2 separate regions of the Homo sapiens genome follow, and region 2 is linked to region 1. Evidence: chromatin loops called from intact Hi-C (ENCODE). Cell type or tissue: Calu3. All regions are shown on one strand.

Region 1 (8,000 bases):
AAAACATAGATTACTACGTACAACTTTGAGATCTAGGTGAAATGAGTTTTCCTAGTGAATTACCAACTCTCAGAAATGGGCTCTTGAAAAAGCATTATTGGTTTAATCACTTTTTCTAAAAGAAATTGAAAAAGAGGCATCCCCCCACAACCCCCAATCCAGGCCCAAGACAACAGGTTCAGATAGTTTTAGAGAGGAATTTTACTAAGTCTTTAAGGAACATATAATTTCTGTAAGTACAGAAAGACGGGCAAGCTTTCCAACTCATTCCACTAGGCTAATATTAACGCCATATAAAAATTGCATTGAAAAAGTACTCTCCCTGCAAAAAACAAAAATAAAAACCAAATCTGTAGACCAAATTCACTTAGACAGATGTAAAAATAATCGTGACCAAGTGGGAATTCAAAAGTGGCTCAACATTAGTAAAAACATCAATTTATTTCATTCATTCTTTTATTCAACAAATACTGAATGCCTACTATGTGCCAGTCATTGTTCTAGCTGTAAGATATGGCCCACAGAAATGAAAAAAAAAAAGAGTTGTGGATCTTATAAAAATGTAAGAGAGGAAAGAAAAACAGCTAAAGAAAATAATTTCAGAATGCTATGATTCTATGAAGATCATTTGCAAGGTGGTATAATAAGAATAAATGGGGGAGGAAATATTTATTTAAAAGGCACTTTTAAAATGTTTTTATTTGAGCTGAAACTGGAAGATGGGAAGAAACTTTCCAGAAAGAGGAAAAAGCAAGTGCAGGAAAAAGACTGGAGGTTTGAGGATCAAAAAGAAGGCTGGTTGCTAGAACAAAATGGTGGAGGAGGGGGGTTAGAGATTCGAGAGGTGAGTAAGGGATTCTGTAGGGCAGGGGTCAGCAAATTATACAGCCCACAAGCCAAATCTTGCCTGTTGCTTGTTTTTGTAAATGAAGTTCTATTGCAACACGGCCAGACCCATTCATTTACATACCGCTTGTGGCTGCTTTCCATATACAATGGCAAAAGTGAATGGTTGTGACAGAGATCATGTCTGGAAAGACAAAAAGATTTACTGTTTGGCTCTTTACTGAAAGTTCGCCATCCTCCGCAGTACGGCCTGCCTTCCAGACCCCGGTAGAGTTTGGGTTGCTGCCTAAATGCAATGGGAGCCACCTGAGAGATTTAGGCAGGAGGGTGTGGCACAGGCTAACTTCTATTTTTAAAAGCTATATTTGAGGTTACAATATGTGTTACCCTTCAGATAGGGTACTGACCAGGAGGAGGCATGAGGGAGACTTTTGGGGTAACAAGATACAGAAATGTTCTATATCTTAAAGGGAGGGGGGTGATGGTTACACAGGTATATGTACGTGAAAATTTATCAAGCTGTATTTTTAAAACCTTTTTTTTTTACTGTGTACAAGGTAAACTTTAATGAAAAGTTTCAAAAGCACAAACGTGTGCCATAAACAAAGTTAAGAGAAAAAGAACAGAATGAAAGAAAATAATTTGCAGTATATAGCAGACAAAATTTTAATACCCATTAGCAAAGGAATCCTATAAATTAATTAGAAAAATGTCAAAAGATGTATTTAAAAATAGTAAGATATGGGGAAATGGGCATTCTCATATGTATGTTGGTAAATGTAAATTAGTACAACCTTTTCAGAAGATGATCTGTCTATATCCACAAAATTAAAAAAATTAAATACCTTTTAAGCCAGCAATTTCGCCAGAGGAAGCCGTTCAACAGCAATGCTTGAACATAGTAAACAAAAATATGTGTACATTCTAATGATGCTTATCATTGTATGTAATACTAAAACACTAATAAGTGCCTAAAACTACAAATTACCTATTCACATGGGCATGATTATAGAAATTATGGCACACCCATGCTATGGAATATTGTATGTACAGATGTACATGAAAGATGCCTGAGATGTGTTCAGTGGAAATAGCAAATCACACAATGCGACATTAATTCCTTTTTTTTAAAAAAATACACAACAAACTGCTGACAATTTGAGATTTTTAGAAGAAAGGTGAAGGCACTAGGGAAGGTGAAAGAGGTCTTTCACTTCTCCCTAATATTTTATTATTAACAATTTGAAACATATAGCAAAACTGAATAAATTTTACAGTGAACATCAATATGCCCACTTCCTAGATTTTATCACTAACATTTTACTATACTTTGGTGGTATATTTCTAACACAATATACTTTCAAATATACAGATTGGGTTTTATTTTGGCATACAGACATTGCCTTTTGTATTATAAATATGGTTTTAATGAATGAATAGATATTACGACAAAATACATTTTACAAAGTATTAATCCCCTCAACTTTTCTTGTAGGGCACCAGTTTTTCATTTACATATTCAATTCTAAAAATTAAAGTGATCAACATTTAGAGTAGTAATGCACTACTGCCTTATTTCACACTTGAGATAAAATCACTCCATTTTTTCATCCCTGAAATAGCTATCTTGCTTTTTAAAATTTAGTTATTTAAAATATCCTTACCTACACATTTCTATAACATCTTTTTTCCTTACAACTGGATGTGACTATAATTGCATGGTTTTTGAGCTAGTTATTCTTTTACTTTCAAGTTTGTTGCTCTTACACGTCACAGTAAGATTATCCGTGATTTAGCATTGTGACAACATTGTAAAAGGGACTGAAAAGCAGTAATGTAGAAAATTATAGTCTTTCTCCTTCCAGTACTTTCTCTTATTTTATTTTTTGCATTTTATTTCTTTCCCCATTTCAAACGTGTTCATGCCTACAGTACTATCATTCCCCTTAATTTCATCTGTTAGAGAAAAAAAACGTATTTTAGAGCAGTTGCTGATGGCAAGCTAGTGTTTTCAAGCTAACTTCCTACTTCTGATACAGAAAAATTGAAGTTCCCAGATCAGTACTCTTTGTGGTGAGTAATAAGAAACAAGAAAATGAGAATGTCAAGCCTTCCCATAAAAATCACACCGTTAAAAGGTGATATTTACATAACTGTTACACGGCGTTTCAATCAATGTAAAGTATTAAGGAATACATCACGGAGCATCCTTTTTGAATGAAGATTAAAACATGCAAACCCGCAAATTTTTACAACCTTTATGCTAAATTCAAATCTATAAGCTCTTCAACCGACACAACGTACTATTTCCACAACTGGATTGGGAATAAAACTAAGATTAATTCCACCACAATCAAACATGTAACGAACGTATGAGGAATACTGACTCCCACATCAGTACGTTTGCCAGACTGAATTTTAAGATGTAGTCAAACACACTTCCTGAATTGGCCACTTTTGCAATCAAAGAAACAAACAAACAAAAAACACCAACAAAAACCACTGGCTGTGCAAATTTCATTGAGCATCCCTTGGTCATTTAAGAAAACTTGTCTACCTACCACTCCTGGCTTGTAATTAACAATACAAAAGCATTTTCATTTCCTTTCCCGTTCACGCAAGCTCCTGAAAACTATTTTTTTTAAAACCCTCTGCCGTTCTTTCCAAACACTTACCGCTAAAGTTGTGTTCCTCAGGTTGCTTGTCTGTTAACCAGATATCTCCATAGGGATCTTCGTTATTCCACAGCGCCAGGTAATGACTCTTCCCGCCTCTTAAAGGCCTCTCTGGTTTCTCCTGGTGCGCTCTATTTCTGAAGGGAGTTTCTAAAGAAATACTGTCTGAAGTCTCCCCACAGTGGACGTTATCTATGCACAGGATCCCCTGGCCTATCCTTTTCTCATTGTAAAGACATGAGACCCTGGAAATTCTCATTTGAATGCCAACTTTAAGAATATTTTGATATACGAGAGAGTTCAAGCTGGGGTCCAGGTAGCACTTCTCCTGGTACACCCCATCTGAGATCGTCACATCATAGCAATAAAGGGGAGGCTTGGGCACCGTGTCGCGTGGCTCATCCTCTAACAGGTACCTCTGGACGGCCAGCACAGTTACAGGCACCACCTCCGAGGGGGTGACACACTGGCGAGGTGAGTCCATAATCTGCTCAAGAACCTTTTGGATCCAGGACCTGGGCCCTTGGGAACCAGCTCTTCGGATCACCCCTCCCGGGACCCCAGCCCGATTCCTCTCAGGGTTCGGCCAATCTAGCCCTGCATGTGAGGGACCAGCCTCAGGCTGTCCTGACTCACCAGACATTGTTGGATAACTGCGTACCCGCTTCACTCCCAAAAGCTAGTTTGCCCCGTCCAAAGCGGAGAGAAATAAAACCGCGCGCTTTGGCGACGATCGCTACTCTGCCCCTGCTGACAGGCAAGACTCCGCCCCGTAGCGAGGCTGCAAAGACTTTACGCGTGCGCGCGCCAGCTCTCCCACCCCGCCCCTCGCTCCGAGCGCTTCCGACTCGAGACACTGTTACTAGGCAGTCACACGCGCGAGTTACGTAGCAGGTCGTCCGACCTTGTGCCCGCCGGGTTGCCGTCTGGGGGAGGGATGACAGGGGAAGGGGAGGGGGAATCGGTGGTTGTCATGGTTCTCAAAGAGGGAGGGGGAGAGCGCTTGTGGTCCCCTGGAAAGGAGGATGCCTAGAGGCAAGGGAAAAGAGAAAGTGGCAAGAATCAGGGTGCAGAGTCAAAGCTCAGGGATTTGGGGGTTTGGGCTTTGGGCCAGGAACAGAAAGTAATTTAGAGTTGGTTAACATATGTTAATGTTATAACATGGGTTTCCTGTAGTATGAACAAAACCAGATAATTTATGCAGAGCCTCCAGGACAGACTCTAGCACAAAAAGTCCTCAGTAAACATTAGCTGCTATTGCGATTAGCATTAGCATAATTATCTGTAGTGGCTCCCTGAGTGTAGGGTGGGTGAATTAGTGTTTAAGTGCAAATGAAAATAGAAAACTAGAACTGGCTTGTAAAGGGCTGCCTTTAGATTAGACTTCTTAAAATGCAGCTAGTTTTAATATAATACCTGGCCTAATATACATCTAGGGTAGAGATTTCAGAAACTTTGTTTAATGTTTGTTTGTTTAATGCAAGGCATATATCAGGAACGAATGTAAAGTGAAAAAGCTGATAAGAATAGTAAAAATTAAGGATAAAATATTTAATAGATGTACTTAGATCCAGTATACATAGAAGGGAGTAATTGTTCTAAGAATACTTTTTAAGATGGTTATGAGCTGATTTTGTTTATACTAATTTCCTTTGGCTCTCTATTTTATCATTCTTTATTCACTATTTATGAAGTCTCTATATGAGGTAGGCACTGTTTTAGGCCACTGGGGATAACTGTAGTCAGGGTCCTTCCCTCAAGTTTCTTCTCATTGCTTGGGCTAAAGAGCCCTGCCGTTATTAATACTTAACTAATTTACTCATTCTATACAGATTTCTTGAGTGTCTGGTCTGGGCAGGGTATAGCCTTGCTAGGGAGACCAAAAAACATAGTAAGGGGAAATAAAGTGGAGGGAACAGGAGTTAATATTTTATAAAAAGTATGATTACAGAAAGGTTCTCTAGTAAGAGACTGAACAGAACAGAGATGTGCAGGAAGTGAGGAAGTGAGCTATGTGGATATCTAGGGGAATGGCACTTGAATCAGAGAAAACAAGAAGAATAAATTCCATGAGACAGAAGCATACTTGATATTTTCAAGGAAATGCATAAGCCAATCAGCCGCAGTGGAGGGGCGAGGGGGAGAGTGGTAGGAGGTGAGGTCAGAGAGGTAGCAGGGTTTCTTCTATTATGAGCAAAGGAGTGACATGACACTTAGTCTTGAACCCCACTTCCTTCATGATGCCTCCCCTCACCAATTCAGTCTAGGATAATCTTTCTCTTCTCTGTATCACCTTGTATCACTCATTTGATACTTATCATCTAATACTTGCAGTTAAAAAAAAAAAACTTAATGTATGCGTAACTCAGAGTTTCTCAACATGGGCACTCTTGATTCTTTGGGCCAGAAAGTTTTTTGTTGTGGGCTGTCTTGTGCACTGTAGGATGCTTAGCAGCATCTCTGGCCTCTACCCATTAGATACCTGTAGCACCTCCCCCTCCAGTTGTGAGAACCAGAAATATCTCCAGACATTGCCAAATGTCCCCTGGGGTAGCAAAGTCGCTACAAGTTGGAACACCCGATTATGATCTGCATTAACTAGATCTTAAACTTTTCGAAAGCAGAAACTGATTTGTTCTTTCACTACTGCTATGCATAAAAGGCACTCAAATATTTTAAATAAGTAAAACATATAATTCCCAGTGCCTCTCTACCAAAGGGAATATACAAGTGTGGCTTTCCATAAACAAACAAATGCAATATACAAAAATCCAAATTTACCAAACATAAAATAAGTTGCCTGAGTGTAGGTACTTTGTTATGTAAACTGCAGAATCTCCAGTGGCAAAATAAGTATCTAGCATATAGTAGGTACTCAATAGTTTTGTTGAATGAATAAATGAAATTATGGATTTGTATTGCATTTACTGTAGGGGTCATTAAATGTCGACTATCTCTGTTGTTTATCAAAGGAGAATGTGTTTGAAATATTTCAAATCTATTCCATCAGCAGCCCCTAAACTATATATGCTCAGTGAAATTTATGACTAATAGTATTGTCTCATCACATTCTGTGTCCTTCCAGCTAATTCATGAAAGATGGATATTAGCAGTGGTGCTTAGTATTTGGATAATTACTGGAATTGGGAAGAAATAGCACTAATGTTTAGTTTTACACTACTACTAACAACGATGTATGGTGACTGTGGGCACACATTTGGAGACTTATATTGCTCTACTGACAATCTGCTGATAGTGTGCAGCTCCCCAAGAATTAATTTGCCTACTTGAGTAGTGGTCACACCTGTGAAAGTATGAATGCTCTCTGATTTGGCGTTACTAAGCACCTGTTTTAGGATCAATTTCACAATAATAGAAAAAGTAAAGGATATGACCTTCAAAGCCAGTAATGAGTATTATTAAGGTTATTGATCTTTTTCTCCTCTCAGATCTGGAAGGTTTATTACAGTGCCTTCCAGGGTTTAAAATGGTAAAAGTAGGCAAAACAGAATTTTATAAAATGGAATGTTCTAAGATATTCAAAACACCTTAAATACATTATGAAATGTATTTTGGTTGTCCACTAAATTTGGTGCAGCTATAAGCCACATTGATTTTCTTCATCTTTAAAATTGAACTAATAAAAGTAGTCATAGTTGTTGAAAAAATTAAGTTAGTTCATATGGGCAAAGTGCTTAAAACAATACCTGGCACATAGTAAGAGCTCAATAATTACTAGCTATTGTTACTATTATTCTAAAAGGAAGATAAAGACATAACATAAAATGATAGAATGCTAGAACTATAGGGAGCCATTAGATGCCCACAGTTGTGTTCTTCAGACTGTGGATTGTGAAACATTAATGAGGCTATGAAGTCAATTTATTGGGTCACAACTAGCAATTAAAAATACGTAAAAATAACAGCACAGAAAATATCAGGGTACATCACACATAGTAAGGGTAAGAATTGCTTTGTAAAATTTTTGTGTTAGATTTGATGTATGTATATGTGCATACTGGGTTGTGATGTAAACTGTATTTCTTACTATAGGTTTGGCCAAAATGTTTAAAAACAACTTCTATAGCTCAACTATCTTTTATTATAAATGAAGAAACTCAGGCCTAGAAAGGGGGATGAACATGAACAAGATAACAGTGTGATAAGTGGCAGAGCATAAGGCTTTCCCTGATGTTAGGTAGGACAGATCCTGCATTATCTTCCAAACATTTCAATTTTTTTGTTTGAAGAACCTTGTTTTTTTCTATCATCACATTCACTTAACAGTCCTTTCATTCATTTGCCTAGATAGGCAAATTAGCATAATTCTCCAGCCTTGGACATTGGAGGTACACATACAGGTTCATCAAATTCATAAGATTATGAGAGTGTGGGTGGAGTTGTGGGGGAGGAAGGAAAAGAAGTGGCATGACTAGTTGGTGCTAAAAGGATGTGGAGAGTTCGGCTGCTATCTCAAAG
Region 2 (8,000 bases), 120 kb before region 1:
GGGATGTAGAGGTTGAAGTGAGCCCATATTGCACCACTGCACTCCAGCCTGGGTGACAGAGCAAGACTGCGTCTCAAAAAAAAAGTCAGAAAGAAAGAAGGAAGGAAGGAAGGAAGGAAAAAAGGAAGGAAGGAAGAGAAGAGAAGAGAATAGAAGAGAGAAATTGTTAAGTGTCTGATAATCAGTGCTACCCAAATCGTATTTCGGATGTTAAGTATTTGGAAAGACAAAAAGGACTCTGCAGATAAATTCAGAAAATAATGCATTGAACAAAGTCAAACAGGGTTTCTTTTGCATATTAGAGGCTCTAAGAAGCCCTGCAGTGATATACACTGCCAATCTCCAAAGCTGGGCTATAGATGAGGGTAAGGAGATGGTCAAGCTATCCTTTAATAAACCAGGATGTGCACTGAGCACTGTACATATATTATTTAATTTACACCTCACAATAACCCTATGACATAGAGACAATTATATTACCCATTCTATGGGAGAAGAAACTGAGTCTTAGATTAATTTGGTTAAGGTCACAAAGTTTTACATGATAGAGTTGGGACTCATACCAAATCCATTTGATTCCTAAGTCCCCTCTTCTTAACCACTGTGCCAGCAAAAGGGTCATAGCCATTTCCATTGTTAGAGCTTAATATCTTGATTTTAAGGTTTTGCTTTTGCTTAAAATGGAAATACACCAGGGAGAAGGAAGATAATATAGTCGTTTCAGTTTCTTGATTATGTGATTTCTTCCTGCATTTTTCAGGAACTGCCCAGAAAAATTGCAATATGGATGTTCCGTTTTTTCTGCTTCTACATATGAAACAATTACATATTTCAAAGTGTGGTAGTAAATATCTATAATAACCAATGGAGAAGTATTATGTTTAGTAGTAATGAAATTATTAGCAAAGGTTCAAGAGAACTAGCATTTACTAAATGCTCACTACCTGCCAAACACTTGATTTATAATATCATGGAAAATGTAGGTATTATTATCCCCCTTTTGATGAACAAGATAAATAAGGTCTAGGTTAACAACTTGCCCAAGATCACATATTTATTAATTGGTAGAGCTGGAATTCAAATCAAGCTGTCTGACTCAAGGACACCTGCTTCCATTGCAATATGCTGTCCCCCAATTTCAAATGGAACACATTCACCTTGGTACAATAGGTTGAAATAAAAACAGAGCAATCAAATAGCTTTCCTTACCATCAAATGATGATCTGTTGGCCTTTAATTACATTACTCAAAGTAAGTCAATTCTTTTGTCTTACTAGCCAGTTCAACCAAAAAGCATCAGCCATAGAGGAGCAGCAAAAATAATGGCAGTTATGGTTTGTGCCAAGGGAGGTAATTGGTGATTTCACACCATCCAGTTTCAGTCTTTCTTACATATCCTGCCCTTTTGCCAAAATGAACTGGTGATGAAAGAATTTGATTGAAACACACCTATGAAAGTATTTTGGAATTGTGTTCAATATAGATTGCCCATGGTTCTATGAATGAAACCCTCACTCAGTATAATCACATTTTTTCTAGCTTTCATCCAAGTGACTGTTGAAATCTTCGAAGATAAGAGATGTATAGTCAGCCCTCCATATCCATGAGTTCTGCATCCATGGAGTCAACTAACCAAGGATCAAAAATGTTTGGGAAAAAAAGTGCCTGTACTGAACATGTACAGACTTTCTTCTCTTGTCATTATTCCCTAAACAATGCTATTAACAACTATTTACATAGCATTTACATTGTATTAGGTATTATAAGTATTTTAGAGATGATTTAAAGCACATAGGAGGAGATGCATATATTATATACAAATACTATGCCATTTTATATCAGGGACTTGAGCATCTGTGGATTTTAGTATATGCGGGAGGTCATGGAACCAATCCTCCACAGACACCAATGGACAACTGTACTTGAAAATCTAGCAGCACACCAGCATGGCACATGTATACATATGTAACTAACCTGCATATTGTGCACATGTACCCTAAAACTTAAAGTATTATAATAATAATAATAAAAAAAGAAAATCTACTGATGACTAACTAAGCCACAAATCAAGTTAAGATACATTCTTAAGACTTTTAGGGACATTACAAATGCTCTTAAGATAAGCCAACATCTGAGATCCTCAAAGATTAAGAAAACAAAATGTAGTCTTTAAGGTGAAGTACATGGAAAAGGTGAGACAGAACTTTGGTCAACATGACACAGAAACTGAATTAAAACTCCCTAAACCAGCATGGTTGGGAATAATATAATAATCCATACTCGATGGGGCTATCATAATGAACAGCCACAATAGAAACACTAGTAGGTTATGTTTTAAAAGTTCATTTGTAAACCAGTTCTTTGGAAGTAGAGACAACATATTTTCCCACAGTAATGTTGCTAAACACTGGGTTCTCAAATGAGCTCAAAGATTATTACATATGAAAGTGCTTTGAGGACAAAAAACTGCAAAGCAAATATAAATTATTATTTAACCCATATTTGTAATAAAACTTTTCAGAAAGCAGTATCACTGCAATATCTAAAGTAAAACAAAGGCACATCAAATTTATCATGAATACTGGTACATGAAGGAAATGTGTATTTAATCAGGAGGATTACATGGTTAATGGGTGGTTTTTATAGAATTTATGGGAGTAAGTTATGGACACCTTCAAGGTCATTAGATTTTGAGAGTACTGGTTTGCTATAATGTTTACTACTACATCAAAAGAAGTGGAATCACATAGAAGGAAGCACAAAATTTTTGAAAAGGAAAAAGAAGCTCTAAGAGGGGTGTGTATGTATGTGTAAGATTACCTAAGGTAAAATTAATCATGTTATGAAAGACAGAGGAGGGTAGAAAAGTATGACACAAAATACATTCTAAGAGGAAAATAAGTGGTACCAAAGCAACCTTGGAACTTGACAGTTTCTTGTATAAACCACCAACTAGTGGAATTTTATATAGCTGAATAAAATCCCAAGGGAAATGCTCATTTTAAAAACAAGTAACTCAATTTAAATGAGCTTGTGTGTTCTATCATTAATAAAGTGTAAAATAAGAATATCACGATTCCCTTCTGCCCTTAATCTAATACAATTTCCTCCTATTTTCTAGAATGACAAAATCTATCACCATTAGATGAAGTCAGTGTCTCATGGATGAAAATTACCAATATATTGAATTCTTCATATTGAGCTATTAGCACTAATCTTAACAGTATTGAGTAGAATGGATACTGAAGGGGGCTAATGAGGGTAAGCAGGCCTCTTACGGGAAAAAAAAACAAAAATACAAAGAAAGGCATGGAATGTGCATTTTTTTATGTGTGTGTGTGTTGGGGGGAGGGTAAAAAAAGCTAGTGATACAATGGGTAAAGAGAAGAGAAAGATTCCATATTAAAATAGGAAAAGTCAGTCCTGAAAATTCTTTTAGTCGTCAAGGCACATGAAGAAACCAGTGTTAACAATAAAAGGTAACACCAACTATCATATGGATTAGATAGCTATATTCAAAAGGCCAAAGCAATTCTTAAATTCTCATAATAGTTTGTAAATCATTTCTATGAGCAGATATGCTTTGTTCCTGTTGTCACTATAGTCACATTAGTAATGCTTTCTTTAGGATCTATCAATAATTTTGGAGTATTTTGGGTTCTTTAAAACTACGAATTTTTCTGATTATAAAAGTAAAACATTCATTATAAGAAAGTCAGAAAATATAGAAAAATAATAATGAAGAGAACAAATACTTTCTCCTATAATTTCACCAACAATATTAACATTATGGTGCATTTTCTTTTTAAAAGCTAAGACGCTTTTAGTTGCAGGCAGTATTTAACTAAGCTATTTCAACATTTTGTCTGAAATGACAAGTTAACATTTAAAGAGAAACATATATCAACTATTGAGCTCAAGGACTATCTTCTTTCAAAAAAGGTCAAAATGAATAGGGTTAACTCAGAATTACTGATTTGTACCAACTTGGTCATTCAAGTATTAAAAGCAAGTAATTCATGAGCAGATTCTGGAGCTAACAACCTTCATCAAGTCCAGTTTCCCAGAGGTCAGCATGAATCACCAAACTTTCCTTAATAAATAAATCAATATTGCACTAAGACTATCGGTAAATTCAAGCAGTAACTACGTGCTATGGTGCATGGAAGGACATACACACAGCTGAAAAAGAAAAGGACAGAACAGGAAATAACACAACAAAGAGCCCTTGTGTTCCACTTTGCCCATAGGGCTCCAAGGTGGTGGTGTACAGCAAAGTGTGGCAATTCTGAACTGGCTTGGAAAGGTGCATATACTCTGTGCTTGGTAATAACTCCCTACGGTATGTAGCTGAGGATCACCACCATAAAATAACCCCAGTGCAGTGAAGAGGAGAATATTTCTGTGGGTGACTGGGCTCCTACCACATGCTGCAAGAGGGCATTCCCTCAGGAAACAAAATTGATAATTGTGCTACATCAAAAATTCTTCATATTGGAGCGTGAGGTGCTCTTCTGGAGTTTGGTACTATTTTATTCCTTGAGCAGGGCGCTGGTCACACAGGTGTGCTCAATTGTGAAATTTCGCTGAGCTAAATCAATGATTTATGTACCTTTTTGGGATGTATATTATACTTCGATAGAACTTACATATACAAAAATTATTTATTCCCAGGAAATACCTATGGTGCCTTATCAAATAAACTTTGGGGTAAACACCAACAATAGTTTATAGTTCAGTAGCCATCATTATAATAGAAAAGCTACTTAAAAGCAACAGGGAAACCAGGTGCAAACCTCAATTGTGAAGAAGACATAAAAAAAGAAAAATAAAAAGGCATTACCTATGGGAATATTGGGGGAGAAAATGAACTGAAGCACAAGTGGTGATCAAACCCTAAGAAATACCAAGGCCACAATAGGCAATGCATATGGGTTAGATCAGACCATGTTTAAGGCTAGTAAGTATATTTCAATGTAAACCTCGGTGAAGCATATTTTTTATTTAAATGCCCCAATTCACAACCCTCCCCATCTCCATTTTTTCACTTCCTTTCTGGTAGCTAAAGAAAGAGAGGCTCAATCCCCAACTCTCAGTCAATGACCACAACCTTCAACTACAAGAGGACCATCTTCTATTTCTAGATACATGGAGAAATTCTTACAATAGAAAGCAGTATACAAAACTAGTATATATAGTATATAATTCTTTAAATAATATATCTATATACAGAGCAAAAGAATAAAATGATAAGCTGGGCACTGTGGCTCACGCCTGTAATTCCAGCACTTTGGGAGGCTAAAGCAGGCAGATAACTTGAGGTCAGGCGTTAGAGACCAGCCTGGCCAACATGGTGAAACCCTGTCTCTGCTAAAACTATAACAATTAGCCGGGTGTGTTAGCACAGGCCTGTAATCCCAGCTACTCGAGAGGCTGAGGCATGAGAATCACTTGAACCCGGGAAGAGGAGGTTTCAGTGAGCTGAGACCACGCCATGGTACTCCAGCCTGGGTGACAAAGCGAGACTCTGTCTCAAAAAAAATAAATAAATAAAAAAGAATAAAATGACTAATCCCCCCAATGCTAAAACAGATTTGTATATCTTTTTTCATTTTTTTCTGTATTTTATTACTACATTAATATTTATAAAAAATTAACTATTACAAAAGTAGAATACAAAGTTATGCCTATGTACAGAAATCAAGGTAAGAAGGAATATTAATGGTGTCATCTGTGTTGTAGAATTATGGGTATTTTAGTTTTACACTTTTCTGTATTTTTCAAGTTTTCTATAACAGTTAATTTTATAATCAGAAAATTACTTAGAAAATGTCTTTAGTACTCTCCTCTTTTCTGTCCATTTGAGTGTGAACAGAGTTAAAATGTGGCATTCTGTATTGAAAACACATATCTTCCAGGGACTGAGGGGGGAAAAGTTATTTATGTGCTTAGAAAACAATTCACTGATCAAGCTATATAGTCATCCCTCAGTATCCATGGGGGATTGGTTTCAGGACCTCCCAATGATACCAAAATCCACAGATGCTCAATTTCCTTATATAAAATGGTTCAATGTGTGCATATAACCAGTGCACATCTTCCTGTATATTTTAAATAATCTCTAGATTATTTATAATACCTAATATGATGTAAATGCTATGTAAATAGTTGTTATACTGTATCATTTAGGGGATAATGACAAGAAAATGAGGTCTGTACATATTCAGTGCAGATGCTTCTTTTCCCCCAAATATTGTTCCTCCTCAGTTGGTTGAATCCATAGATGTGGACATAGATATAGGGGGCTGACTCTATTTTCCTTTTTTTAAAAAAGATTTTTACTTTATGAAATTTCACATTCACCAACATGTTCAATGGAAGCATTTTAATTGGAGACATAAATATAATGCTGGTGTAGTTTTTAAAAGATCAAAAAAATAAAACACCCCAGCACAGGGAAAACTCAATATGAAAAGTCATTTGTCATTATTTTCTTGTTACCTAGGGCATTTTGCCATTAAAAATCCATAAAACCAGGCTAATCACCATAGAAGTTAGCCAGCAATCTTGAAGTATGTGTACACTCTATTCCTGTATGCTCTTCTTCCTTCTACCAGGCTCTACATTGCTTAAGAGGGCAGGGACTTTACCTTAATTATTTTGTATACTCAGGCAAGAAGCACAGTATCTATCAGACAGCAGACCTTTGATAAATGCTCGATGAATTGAATTCCGATCCACTAGATACTTTTCTAGTGAATCTTGTGACCCTTCTGGCATTAGAGTTCTTGAGTGTTTAAGGCAATTCAGCAAGCATTTCTAGAGCATGTATAGTACAAAGGTTTCTATAGAGATTACAAAGATTAACAAAACATTAAAATGATTATAATCCAGTAGAAGGTAAAATATGTAAACAAATAATTACCAGCAAAATGCAGAACGTACTATAAGAGAGGAAGTGCTATTGGAACAAAAAGAGATTACTATACTTTGTTTTGGGTGTGGGCTGTGCTGGGAAGAGGAAAAGAAAGAATTAAGAAAGGCTTCAAAGATGAGGAGGCATTTGTGTTGCATTTTGAAGGATGTGTAAATTTTTGACTAGCAGAGCTAAGAAAAACAGGTCTGTTGGCAATAGCAGAAGCAAAGGAATGTTAGTGGAAAAGAATAGAGAATGTTTAGGGACCAACATGAAAGAAGAGACATATAAAGCTTTGAATGTAGTTTGGGATCAGATTACTAGGAGTTTTATATGCCATGCTGATAAATGTAGTCCAAAATTTATAAGTAATAGCATATATGTGATCAGAGCTGTGTTCTGATGGCATGGAGGAAGAACTGCATACTAGGAAAAAAACTACTGGAGGCAAGGAGACCAATCAAGAGGCTAAGTATTTTTTCCCATGAGAAGACACAGGAACTGAAAGCAGGGTATTGAAAGCAAGGAAGAAGGAGACATATGTGAGAATGTTTAAAGTGCCAGAATCAACAGGATGTGGCATCTATTTACTGGAGGAGGAGTGCTAGGAGTCTGGGATGCAAGTGAGAAGTGTCAGATGCATGAATTAATAAAATAGTAATGAAACAAAAGAGAGGCAAGGAAGGAAGACACTACTTGGGATAGTTTTAAAGAGGCAGTCAACAGTGTCAAATACAGTCCTGCAGAGGTACCAAGAAGGCTACATCTGAAAATGGCTTTGGGAATAGTATTTTACATTGGTTAATCATCACTGGCCAATCCCTTTTGAACTTCTCTATTAAAAAAAGATTTATTTTCAAAGTCAACATTCTAGAAAAAGTAGAATAAAACTTAAATATAAAATGGTTGAGAAGGGATTGGGTGGTGATTAAGTAGTACAAACATACTATTCCAAGGTCCTCTGTGAACGGAAAAAGATTGGTAGCAGGAGGGAGAAGCAGTTATTTGAGAAAAGTACAACAAACATAGGAGGACCAAAAGATCTTTTTCCTGTTAAAATTCAGTCTACCCTCCGTACCTAAAG

Evidence for each region. Peaks named below come from ENCODE experiments on the same cell type or tissue, not always from the same donor. Only the 100,000 strongest peaks of a DNase experiment are listed, where the experiment ranks them.
Region 2: it touches region 1 in a loop (3-fold over the local background); 4 of 110 quality-filtered maps call a loop at or near these places.

The regions. Positions count from the first base shown.
Region 1 is chrX:106,608,245-106,616,244 of GRCh38, reverse strand. It overlaps RADX (RPA1 related single stranded DNA binding protein, X-linked), which reads right to left and starts at 4,267. Exons shown (of 14, transcript NM_018015.6): 1 at 3,522-4,267. The coding sequence starts at 4,164. RefSeq lists enhancers at 3,703-4,042, 4,083-4,272. In Calu3, no CTCF peak of the experiment used is centred here; a DNase peak (open chromatin) is centred at 4,334.
Region 2 is chrX:106,731,253-106,739,252 of GRCh38, reverse strand. All of the region lies in intron 1 of RNF128 (ring finger protein 128), which reads right to left. Among named protein-coding and RNA genes, the nearest start is that of RNF128, 8.6 kb to the right of the region's middle. In Calu3, no CTCF peak of the experiment used is centred here; a DNase peak (open chromatin) is centred at 4,272.